2 separate regions of the Homo sapiens genome follow, and region 1 is linked to region 2. A link is a contact called in ENCODE Hi-C or POLR2A ChIA-PET data. All regions are on one chromosome and are shown on one strand. Each heading gives the region's core, a stretch centred on a gene start or an enhancer-like site at or near the end of the contact. The rest is flanking DNA. Distances are from core to core; before and after follow the strand shown.

What was found. Hi-C counts contacts between places; a loop is a spot of excess contacts on that map. ChIA-PET counts read pairs that join two places held with the same protein, here RNA polymerase II (POLR2A). Pooled maps may share reads with other maps.
Region 1: a loop to region 2 is called in a map of naive thymus-derived CD4-positive, alpha-beta T cell, with 17 times the contacts of the local background. The contact joins the promoter of RFC5 here to the promoter of DDX54 in region 2. A Hi-C loop is called at or near these places in 1 of 168 maps with a recorded cell type or tissue (naive thymus-derived CD4-positive, alpha-beta T cell) and 8 of 50 pooled maps. POLR2A ChIA-PET finds 5 or more read pairs at or near these places in 2 of 52 experiments (Panc1 and activated T-cell).

The regions. Positions count from the first base shown.
Region 1 is chr12:118,013,216-118,019,355 of GRCh38, forward strand. It overlaps RFC5 (replication factor C subunit 5), which reads left to right and starts at 3,488. Exons shown (of 11, transcript NM_007370.7): 1 at 3,488-3,677; 2 at 5,857-5,921. The coding sequence starts at 3,613. RefSeq lists enhancers at 819-988, 3,196-3,365, a cis regulatory region at 904 and a silencer at 3,730-3,779.
Region 2 is chr12:113,183,716-113,189,850 of GRCh38, forward strand. It overlaps DDX54 (DEAD-box helicase 54), which reads right to left and starts at 1,763. Exons shown (of 20, transcript NM_024072.4): 1 at 1,563-1,763. The coding sequence starts at 1,736. RITA1 (RBPJ interacting and tubulin associated 1) reads left to right here and starts at 2,006. Exons shown (of 4, transcript NM_032848.3): 1 at 2,006-2,306; 2 at 2,470-2,601; 3 at 2,968-3,333. The coding sequence starts at 3,032. RefSeq lists enhancers at 1,580-1,659, 1,697-2,346, 2,347-2,997, 2,998-3,647 and a silencer at 2,150-2,289.

The sequences.
Region 1 (6,140 bases), core at 2,238-4,737, 4.8 Mb after region 2:
GGCCAATGATAGTAACTTGGGCTTCTTGTAACAATTGAGTGATCATAATAAACGTAAAGTGCTTAGAACAGTGTCTCGGCCATAGAAACTGCCTAATGGATATGAGCCATTTTCATTCATTCATTCATCAAACAGTTATGAGTTGAGTACTTCCTTTGAGCCAGGCAATGTTTCAGGCCCCAGAAGTACAGTGGTGAGTAAGTCAAGGTTCTCCTCCAATGAGCTTACATTCCATTGGGAAGGCATACAATAGATGACTTTGCAACATATAATCTAATGTCAACACAGGAGAATTCTACATTCCAAGTTAACGGAACAGCAGATGCACACAGAGTTTTATGATAAGTTGTTCTGTTCTTTTTTGAATCTTCCAGCTCAAGGAGGTGGCAGCATCATGCTTCTAATGCAAAGGTCCTTAGAAGGATGGTTCTTACCATGAATGGCTCGTACCATGATGGTAAGGATGGCCTTAACCATCAATAAGGGCAGATTATGGCATAGTTCCACTAGCCAATCCTTTGGGTTTTGTTTCAGAGGACAAATTTGAAACCAGAACAGTTTGGGTGGAGAGTGTTAGGAGGGAAGGGAAGAGTAGGGTGGCGATGTATTGGATGCTGCACATTTGTTCTTTCATTTAATCCTTACAACAATCTTTGAGTAAATATTATTGGATAAGGAGAGAAGAAACCTGCCCAAGGCTAAGTGGAAAAAGTGGCATCCCACCCCAAGGGTACCTAATGCTTGGCAAGGAGCAAAACCACTGAAGGGAGAACAAATCATGAACAAAGAGAGAAGGATCCAGAGTCCACGTGGCCATCTTCAAAAGTTTGCCTTTGCCTTGCAACTTAAATTGCCTTTCTCATGAGAAGCAAAAACATTCAAATGCACCATTTTCCTGGCATGTAGGAATGCTTTGGTCTACATGTTCACTGCACTGATTCTAATAATTCTTTAGCCTTTATAATTCTTTTCATTCTCCTGGAACACTTGAGGATTTGGGGACTTGCTTAGGTTTCTCTCCATAGGCTGTGTAAAGATTTTTAGAGTTGAACTGATTCGAGGCAGGTCTTCTGACACCCAAAGCAATGCTTTCTTGATGACTTCTCCTTTAGTTTCAAAAGCCACTGTATTAGTCCATTTTCATACTGCTATAAAGAAATACCCAAGACTGGGTAATTTATAAAGGAAAGAGATTTAATTGACTCACAGTTCTACATGGCTGGGAAGGCCTCAGGAAACTTACAATCATGGTGGAAGGCGAAGGGGAAACAGGCACCTTCTTCACAAGGCGGCAGGAGAGAGAAGAAAGAGTGAAGTAGGAAGAGCTCTTTATCAAACCATCAGATCTTGTAAGAACTCACTGACTATCACAAGAACTGCATGGGGGAAACCGCTCCCATGATCCACTCACCTCTCTTCCTGGACACCTGGGGATTACAATTCAAGATGAGATTTGAGTGGAGAAACAGAGCCAAACCATATCAGCCACCCTTTAGGATTTTACCCCAGTGTGAAGCCTGCGTCTCAACAATTAGATCGTTGGTGAGGAGGGTATAGCACCATTTATTTCTTTAGTAATCTTTCATAATTTTGCTTAGTTATTGTATCAGTTGTTTTCTAAAATTGTATCAGCTGTTTTCCTTTATTTTTATACCCATCACTTGTATTTTATGCCTTTTAAAAAACAGAAGTGGGCTGGGTGTAGTGGCTCATGCCAATAATCCCAGCACTTTAAGAGGCCCAAGGCAGGCAGATCACTTGAGCCGGGGAGTTAGAGAGTGTAGTGAGCCGTGATTGTGCCACTGCACTCCAGCCTGGGTGACATAGTGAGACCTTCTCTCAAAAACGAAACAGAACAAAACCCCAGGAGTGTTCAAAGACCCCAGAATTTGGCAATACATGACAAATATTTAATGTGTTTCTATAACTTTAATTCAGAGGCATCTATATCTCACCTCAGCATGTGTCAGCAAATTAATTGTAAACATGTGCTGATTTTTAGCCTTAGTATTTAAGAAAAACTTGTTAATCATTTATGATTCCCTTCCTGGAGATAAAAATGAATAAAACCAGTTTTATCTTAAAAGAAAGAAAGAAAAGTTTAAAAATGGCATGCTAATGATCTAAGCCCCCAGTGTTAAAGTTTCCTGGGAGCAAGCAGAGTAGGGGCACTGTCACATCACAAGCCCTAGCTGATCCCCTTCTTCGGGGTCCCCAGGCAGGGGCTAGGGTGAAGCCATAACTGCCATCACATACTTGCCACTGTCCCTCTGCTGTGTTCCTGAAGCAGGTGACAGTGATGTAATCCTATGCAAAGAGTATTGCTACCTCCTAATCAGAACACTGCTGACCCCAGGCCAGCCTCAAAAATCCTCCAGGATTTTTGTCTTCCTCATCATGTTAAAAGAAAAAAAAAAAGAAAAGACTTCAATATGGATGCTTTGCATGCTCATTGCTGGAAAATACAGACCAGGCCAGGCGCAGTGGCTCACGCCTGTAATCCCAGCACTTTGGGAGGCTGAGGCGGGTGGATCACTTGAGGTCAGGAATTCGAGACCAGCCTATCCAACATGGCAAAATCCCATCTCTACTAAAAATACAAAAATTAGCCAGGCGTGGTGGCGCGCGCCTGTAATCCCAGCTTCTCCGGAGGTTGAGGCAGAGAATCGCTTGAACCCGGGAGGCAGAGGTTGCAGTGAGCCGAGATAGCGCCACTGCACTCCAGCCTGGGTGACAGAGCAAGACACCAAAAAAAAGAAAAGAAAATACAGACCAACAAAAAAGAAGAAAATAAAAGTGATCTAGAATTCTCCTCGCCTCAGGAAAAAAACCTAAAATGTTGATATCGATTCTCCTCAGTATCTCAGATCACAAGGACCTTGTCCTCTGTGTTCATGAACTAGACCTTCCAGCGACACAGATTAACCCAACTGGAAGTTTCTGTTTGTTTTTCTCTGGAGTCGTTTTCTGGAGGTTGGTTCCCTAAACTTTTTGGGCGAGGGGCACGGATTCCGGAGATAGGTAGGTTGCAGTTGTGTTTGTTTGGGGTTGTTTTCATTTCCAAATATTCACCTCCCAGCTTGGGGGCCGAGAGGTATCTCAAGCCTTCTTTCGCAAAGGCATCTATATTCAAGACCCAGCCGTTTTACTCGGTGTTGTTTTTTTTCTTAGATTTTTTTTTTTTTTTTTGAGCCCCGGCAGCTTTTGTTCCTTTGAATTTAAGTGTTTGAAGCTTGGCGATGGCAGGAATTGGCTTTGGCCTTGAGATCTTAATATGTAATGATGACTGGGGCTGCAGGGGGCCCTGCCTCTCCCGCTGCCCTGCTCTGGAAGCGCCTGGGTATCTGAGAGTTCAGAGCAGGCTGGAGGGGCGGAGCTTGGAGGGACGCTGGCGGCCCGCGCCTCCGGTAACCTAGCAACCGACGCCCTAGCAACGCGAGGGGGCGGGACCGAGGGAGGAAGTCGGAAACTGGTGGCCGCGTCTCGCGAGAGTTGCTTTTGCGCGCGAACTGTAAGTGCCAGGGTCTCAGGGTCAGGTCGCGGCTGGTCACTGTGCAGGCGCTTGGGTGACGCGACGATCTCAGCGGATCTGGTCACCTTCGTCTCCCCGCCATGGAGACCTCAGCACTCAAGCAGCAGGAGCAGCCCGCGGCGACCAAGATCAGGAACCTGCCCTGGTAGGAGGAGGCCGAGCGGCGGCGGTGGGCAGAGGGGGCCAGGCGGCCGCGCGGGGAGGAGGTGGCTGGGGTGGCAGGTGACCGGACCCCAACCCGACCTCTTCCCGTCGTCTCCAGGCCTGCAGCCGGGACCGACCTGCAGAGGTTTCCCCCGACACCCCCCAGCTACCCAGACTCGTCCGTTCTGTTTAGGGCTTTTGCCAGTTCTCACCCTTTCACCCCCAGCTCCATTTGCCGAAGAAGAAGGCGGCTTTCGCACCTGGTGACAGCACAGGGGTTCGATCCCGCGTCTCCTGACGCCTGCAATGGCCTCCATGCCAAAATGCCCTCTTCCCACTCTTCAAAACCTGCGATGCGACTATTGGTCACATTTTAAACTAGTAATAACGCTCCCTGGTCAACTTTTATTGAATGGCATATTATTAGATTAGCAGACGCCCTGTTAGATGTTCGATCCTTACAAAGACCGTAGGAGGTAGGCACCGCTTCAAATTTTACACAGGAGGAAACTGCATTTTAGAAAGATGTAATGACTTCCCTATGGTCCAAGGGAGAAAATTGGCTTGGAGGTGAATCTAGGAAGTCTGAATTCAGATCTTGTACTCTTAACCATCCTACTTAAACAGCTATGTTCTCGCAATGCTTCCAAGACTTTGAAGCAATTTGGCTTGGCTTCGAAAAGCTGCAAGTTGTCATTGTCTAGTAACTAGTTCAATTTGTCTTTATTGTGGTTAAAAAAAACCCAGAAGATTGACAGTTGTAACTATTTTATGTATTTACGTATTTTTTTTTTTTAGAGACAGGGTCTCGCTCTGTCGCCCATGCTGGAGCGCAGTGGTGTGATCACAGCTCAGTGTAACCTCAAACATTGGGGTTCAAGCCATTCTCCTGCCTCAGCCTCCGAAGAACTGGGACTTTTAGAGGCGAGCTACCAAGCCCATCCTGTAACCATTTTAAAATGTACAATTCAGTGGCATTAAGTACATTCAGAATGCAGTGTACTGTTGTGGAGTCTTCCCGCTATCTAGTTCCAAAATTTCATCACCCCAAATGGAAATCCTTTACCCATTGACAGTTACTCCCCATTCTCCCCTTCCTCTAGCCCCTGGCAACCACTAATCTGCTTTCTATCTATGGATTTGCCTATTCTGGACATTTCATGTAAGTGGAATCCTACACTATGTGGCCTTTTGTGTCTGGTTTCTTTCACTCAGGATCATGTTTTCAAGGTTCATGCATGTTGCTGCTTGTATCAGTAGTTAATTTCTTGTTATGGCTGAATCATATTCCATTGTATGGACAGAAGAGATTTTACCTATCCATTCTTCTGTTGAAGTCTATTTGGGTAGGAGTTCAGTTTCAAATGCACTTTGCAATAGTAGGTGCCCATCAGGTTGAGATTATAGGCAAACAGCTGGAAAGATGAAGTTAGAACAGAGTTTTCAACCTCAGCACTATTGACATTTTGGGCCAGATACTCTGGGTGGGTTTAGGGGAGCTGTCCTGTGCACTGTAGCATGTTTAACAGCATTCCTGGAGACTACACACTGAGTGCCATAGGACCCTCTGCCCACCTGTGACAACTAAGTATGTTTCTAGATATCACTAGATGTTCCTAGGAAGACAAAATCACCTGTGGTTGGGAACCACTGGTCTGTTCAAACTTAAAGTGCTTTCTTATTCTTCCTTTTTAAATTAGGATATGAAAGGATTCTGTTTTTTTTTTTAAGACAAGGTCTCACTCTGTCGCCCAGGCTGGAGTGCTGGAGTGCAGTGGTGCAATCTCGGTTCACTGCAACCTCCGCCTCCCGGGTTCCAGCAATTCTCCCACCCCAGCCTTCGGGGTAGCTGGGGCTACAGGGGTATGCCACCATGCCCAGCTAATTTTTGTATTTTTTGGTATTTTTTATTGAATGGCATATTATCGGGTTAGCAGACACCCTGTTAGTTGTTCTATCCTTACAAAGACCCTAGGAGGTACCCATAGAGACAGGGTTTTGCCATGTTGGCCGGGCTGGTTGGTCTTGAACTCCTGACCCCAAATGATCCACCCACCTTGGCCTCCCAAAGTGCTGGGATTACAGGCATGAGCCACTGTGCCTGACCTGCAAGGATTCTTTTGCACATAAAATATTCTTGCATTTATATATGTCATAATACATACTAAATTGTATTTCAGGGTTGAAAAATACCGGCCACAGACCCTGAATGATCTCATTTCTCATCAGGACATTCTGAGTACCAGTAAGTATTCATGTGTCAGTTGCTCTTGTCCTGCTTGAGCGACTTGTATAAATTGCTTGGTGATGTTGTCTCTCCTAAGTAATAACTTCAAAGAATCTGATTGCGCTTTGTAGAATGTGGCTTTAAGATCATTCATTCATTTTCTTCAGGTTGCTACAGTCCAGTGGGTAAGTCACAAACATGAGCATAAAATTGCAACACAGTGGAGTAAAAATAGCA
Region 2 (6,135 bases), core at 513-3,012:
TACTCACAAGCTGTGAGGTCTTGGTCAAGCTGCTTTCTCTCTTTTTTTGTAAAGATGGGATCTCCCTTTTTTTTTTTTTTCTTTTTTTGGAGACAGAGTCTTGCTCTGTTGCTTATGATGGAGTGCAGTTGTGTAGCCACAGCTCACTGTACTCTCCGCCGCCCAGGTTTAAGTGATCCTCCCACATTGCCTCTCCAGGAGGTGGGACCACAGGTGGGCGCCACCAAGCCAGGCTAATTTTTATTTTTTGAGACAGAGTCTTGCTCTGTCACCCAGGCTGGAGTGCAGTGGTGCAATATCGGCTCACTGCAACCTCTGACTCCCAGTTTCAAGCGATTCTCCTGCCTCAGCCTCCCGAGTAGCTGGGATTACAGGCACATGCCACCACACCTGGCTATTTTTGTATTTTTAGTAGAGACAGGGTTTCACCATGTTGGCCAGGCTGGTCTTGAACTCCCGACCTCAGGTGATCCGCCTGCCTCAGCCTCCTAAAGTGCTGGGATTACAGGCGTGAGCCACCGCGGCCATCCTAATTTTTTAATTTTTTGTAGAGACGGGGTCTGCCTATGTTGCCCAGGCTGATCTTGAACTCCTGACCTCAAGCAATCCTCCCACCTCAGCCTCCCTAAGTGCTGGGTTTACAGGCGTGTAGCCACTACACCAGGCCTTTGACTATTTCTTAACCCTCTAGGCCTCAGTTTCCTCCTGTAGAAAAATGAAGATGACAGTTGCTGGTGGTGTTAGCACAACGTTGGTGTGAGGATTAAATAATAAGGCTCGTACAGCTCTTAGCATGGAGCCTGGCACATAGTAAACGGTCAACAAACACAAACTGGCCGGGCTCACGCCTGTTAATCCCAACACTTTGGGAAGCAGAAGTGGGAGGACTGCTTGAGGCCAGAAGTTCGAGACCATCCTGGGCAACATAGGGAGACCCCCGTCTCTACAAAAAATTTAAAAATTATCCGGGCGTGGTGGCGCATGTCTGTGGTCTCAGCTACCGGAGAGGCTGACGTGGGAGGATCGCTTGAGCCCAGGAGGCGGAGGCTGTAGCAAGGCGTGGCTACACAACTGCACTCCGGCATGAGCAACAGAGCAAGACTCTGTCTCAAAAAAAATTGTTTTAATTCGTTTCCCAGAGGTTTGGAGGCGTCACACTGTCTCAAGCCACGCAGTCTGGCCTCCCCTTAATTCAACCTCCCAAGAACGCTCCAAACTCTCAAAGTCAGATCTTCTGCACCCGCACTTTTCATTGGGCGAAAGGGAGCCAGGATCCGCCCCACGAGCAGGAGGCAGCCAATGAGAGACGCGCGACCAAAACCCGGCAGGAAGGCCCGCAGGCTCCAGCCCCGGGATCCCAAGGCTCTGGCCGCGGAACCCTGAGCCTGACAAGCCCCGAGACACGTGCTCAGGCCGGCGGTCCCAAGACCGGTCCTCGGGTCGGCAGCCTCCCTCCCCACACTCTGCGGAGCCCAATCCCCAGCTGGGGAAACTGAGGCCTCGAGGCGCTGCCCGGAGCCGGGTCTCGGGCCCGAACATGCGTCCCAGCCCCACGCGCCTACCTTCCGGGCCCGGGCGTCATCTTCCGCCTGGATCTCAAACTCGCCGTCCTCCGAGTCGCTGCCGCGGGCCTGGGAGGCCGCGCCTCGGCGCTTCCGGAGCCCTTTCTTCTTCCTCCACTGGGCCATGGCAGCTCGCGACCGAGGTCCAGCCGCCGGGCCCTTGTCGGCCGCCATTCGGGCCGCGCGCTGGGAACGCAGAAGGGGGCGTGGCCTGAGGAGCGCACCAACTGCGTGGGGGGGGGGGAGGTGCGGTGACCACGTGACCTCCGCTGAGCTTTCGCCAGTGCCTGCGGCCCTCGGCGGCCTAGTACACACGCACCTGAGTGAGTGGCACCAGAGGACCCTCTCCATGTTTAGGGACCTCCTGGGCCTCAGGAGCGTGGCGCCCGCCCCTGGGCGGACTCCCCCCATCCGCGGGCGCGAATGGTCCGGGCCGCGTCCGCAGTGCTGCTGGCTGCTCCCTGGTTGCTGGGTGCAAAGTGCTGGGTTCTGGGTTTCTGGATTCGCGGGCCGTTCACACGTAGCCTGTGCCGGCTCCTCGGGTGAGTCCGTCCGCGCGCGGTGCCCCGGGACGGCCTAGGCTGCCGGGGGTCCGGGGCCCCAGGCATTCCGGGCTGCAGATTGACGGGGATCCCGGATGCACCGCGCGCCCCCGCGCCCTCACCGACGGGTCCAGACCTGGTGGGAAGAAGGTGCGGGGACGGGTCCCTGAGGATCCCGATGCCTACGAGCCAAGATGCTCAGGTAGGAGAACAACCCAAAAATGCAGGGACCTCGGGCACTTTTTAATCGGGTCATTGATTTGGGAGTCGCAGAATGTGGGGCGGTGGGGGCGGCGGTGATCTCCCGATAGCAGTGTAGCCAAGTACACAAGCTCTGGACTCAGATTTCACTTCCACCGTTTTAGCTTTATAGGTGTGACCTACACATGTGACTTCACCTCAGTTTTGTGATCCGTAAAATGGACAAATTCGAAGCTACTTCACAGTGCTGTTGAGAGGATTAAATGAAACAATGCTTGTAAAGCTCTTTGCAGGAGGTAGGCATGGGATCCACGCTGGCTGTCATTGCCCCCACCCCCATCAGTACACATAGGAAAGTGCCTGTCTCCCCTACCACCATAGTGTGTTTTCTGGTTGGTGCCTAAATAGACACAGGTGTCATCTCTCCTTCACCGCCAGAGTCATTCTGTAAATAATTGCCAGTAGCCCCCCTTTCACCACCATTATGACAACTAAAAAAAAGCCAAAGAAATTTCCAAAATGCCCCCTGAAGTTGACAGCTCCCCTTTGAGAGACTGGTTGAGAGAGAACTAAACCCTTGGGATGAGAACTTCAGACACTACCGGTCTTCCTCCATTAGCACTTCTGTGGCTCAGGGGTGCTACTCTGACCTCCTCTCACAGGGAGCCTCGGAAGCAGGGCCTGGCCGGCAGAGCACACCTGCTGTCACCAGGGACCACAGGCAGCATGAAGACCCCCGTGGAGCTGGCCGTCAGTGGGATGCAGACCCTCGGCCTTCAGCACCGCTGCCGAGGTGGCTACCGGGTCAAGGCCAGGACGTCATATGTGGATGAGACTCTGTTTGGCAGCCCAGCAGGCACCCGGCCTACCCCACCGGACTTCGATCCGCCCTGGGTGGAGAAGGCTAACAGAACCAGAGGCGTGGGCAAGGAGGCATCGAAGGCCTTGGGGGCAAAGGGGAGCTGTGAGACCACCCCCTCAAGGGGCAGCACCCCCACCCTCACACCAAGGAAGAAGAACAAATACAGGTAATGGGGTAGGGAGATGCAAATCCTGTACTCAGTGCAGCCACCTGGATTCCAGTTACAGCTCTGGTGTTCACCTGCTCTGTGACCTTGGGCAAGCATCTTGACCTCTCTGAGCCAGTTTACTCATGTGGAAAATAGGACCAATTATTCCTACCTAGGGGGATTGTTGATGGATTAAATGAGAGAGGGGTCTGCAGTGCTTCGCACAGTAACCTAATACTTAGAAAGCTGTCAATAAATGGTAGTGTTGATGGTTGTGATGGTGAACTCCCTATCCCCAAATGTCACAAACTGGGCATCTGAGGCCCAGAGGAGTCAGCTGAGGCATAAGATCACAGAGAAATTTGCATAAGCTTATTAATATTAATGTGTTCGATCCTTGAAATGACATAGATGTGGTGTTTCTGAAGTCATTTTGAAAATGGGTTTTGGCCACATGGGGTAGCTCATGCCTGTAATCCCAGAACGTTTGGAGGTTGAGGTGGGATCACTTGAGCTCAGGAGTTTGAGACCAGCCTGGGCAGCGTGGTGAAACTGTGTCTCTATAAAAAATGCAAAAATTAGCCAAGTGTGGTGGTGTGCGCCTGTACTCCCAGCTCCCGGGAGGCTGAGGTGGGAGGATCACTTGAGCCTAGGAGGCAGAGATTGCAATGAGCTGAGATCACGCCTCTGCACTCCAGCCTGAGTGACAGAGTGAGACCCTGTCTCCAAAAAAAAAAAAAAAAAAAAATTGAAAATGGTTCTTGCTGCATTTTTATGAACAAGTTAGAAAAATAGGAACTAATGCAAATTGTTATTGTTGTTAATTAATTAGATTAGAATTAGATTATTTGGACTGTTTCAGATTAATATCAGCCTGGAGGGAGGTGTCTAGTGGTGAGCCACAGGGCTCTGTCCTGTTTATTGTTATCAGTGGTTTGGACAAAGACACAGAAGATTAGCACAGTAGTTGGCTAGGGCCACCATGACAAAATACCACAGACTGGGTGGCTTAAACAACACAATTTTTTTTTTTTTTGAGATGGAGTCTCGCTCTGTTGCCCAGGCTGGAGTGCAGTGGCACGATCTTGGCTCACCACAACCTCCACCTCCCGGGTTCAAGCGACTCTCCTGCCTCAGTCTCCTGAGTAGCTGGGACTACAGGCACATGCCACCATGCCTGACTTAATTTTTTTTTTTTTTTTTTGAGACGGAGTTTTGCTCTTGTTGCCCAGGCTGGAGTGCAGTGGAGCCATCTCAGCTAACCTGAACCTCTGCCTCCCAGGTTCAAGCGATTCTCCTGCCTCACCCTCCCTGGTAGCTGGGATTACGCCACCATGCCTGGCTAATTTTGTATTTTTAGTAGAGACGGGGTTTCTCCATGTTGGTCAGGCTGATCTTGAACTCCCGACCAGGTGATCCACCTGCCTTGGCCTCCCGAAGTGCTGGGATTACAGGCATGAGCCACCGCGCCTGGCCACAACACAAATTTATTTTGTCACAGTCTGGAGGCTGGAAGCCCAAGATCAAGGTGTTGGCAGGTTTGGTTTCTCCTGAGGCCTCTCTCCTTGGCTTGCAGTTGGCCACGTTCTCACAGTGTCATCATAGGGCCTTTTCTCATTTTTTTTTAATCCTTCAATTACATGCAAGGGCCTTTTCTGTATACACACACACCCCTGATGTCTCTTCCTCTCATAAGGACACCAGTTCTATTGGATTAGGATCCCCTACCCTTATAATGTTATTTAGCCTTAGTTACCTTTTTTTTTTTTTTTTTTTTTTTTTTTTTTTTTTTTTTTTTGAGATGGAGTCTGGCTCTGTCGCCCAGGCTGGAGTGCAGTGGCACCATCTCGGATCACTGCAGCCTCCACCTCCGGGTTCAAGGAATTCTCCTGCCTCAGCCTCCCGAGTAGCTGGCATTACAGGTGCACGCCACCATGCCTGGCTAATTTTTGTATTTTTAGTAGAGACGGGGTTTCACTGTGTTGGCCAGGCTGGTCTCAAACTCCTGAGCTCAAGTCGTTCTCCCGCCTCTGCTTTCCAAAGTGCTGGAATTACAGATGTGAGCCACCATGTCTGGCCAGCCTTAATTACCTTTAATTAATCTAAATAATTAAGGCCAAGTGTAGAGACATTTGGGGTTAGGGCTTCAACATATGAATTTGGGTGGGCACAATTCAGTCCATAAGAACTGGCCAGCTAAAGTTAGGGTTCATTCTGAACCACAGGGACATATTTCAGATGAGAGAAATGAAATGAGAATGGGAATGATACCTATTATAAAAACAAGAATCAGTTATTGCCAGTTCTGTAGACAAGGCAGGGTCAGGTGGAGATTAGCAACACTGATACCTACAACATGGCTGAAAACACTGAGGTAAAGATAGGCTGCATTAGGAAGTATGGTGTCCATGAAAAGGGAGGTGACAACTCCTTGCTCACCTGGAGGGTGGAATTTTCTTCTGGATGCCAACAGGTAGAGGGTGTCAAGTGAGGGGTTGCATAAGAGGTAGAGAAGTTATTGAGCAAAAACCTTGGCACCAGACATATACAGGCATTAGCCAATGTGGTTTGAGCAGCTAAACCAAGTGGCAAAAGCTTGCCCTTTCAAAGACTTGCAGTTTGGGGATAGAAGCACTTTCAGTCCTGGCCAAAAAAACTATGGGCGTGGAATCTTGCAGGTATGCCGTGAATATCTGTTGAATAAAAAAAAAAAAAAAAAAAAAGGCCAGACAGGCTGACTCAGGCCTGTAGTCCCAGCACTTTGGGAGGCTGAGGTGGGAGGATCGCTTGAGCTCCAGAGTTTGAGACCAGCCTGGGCAA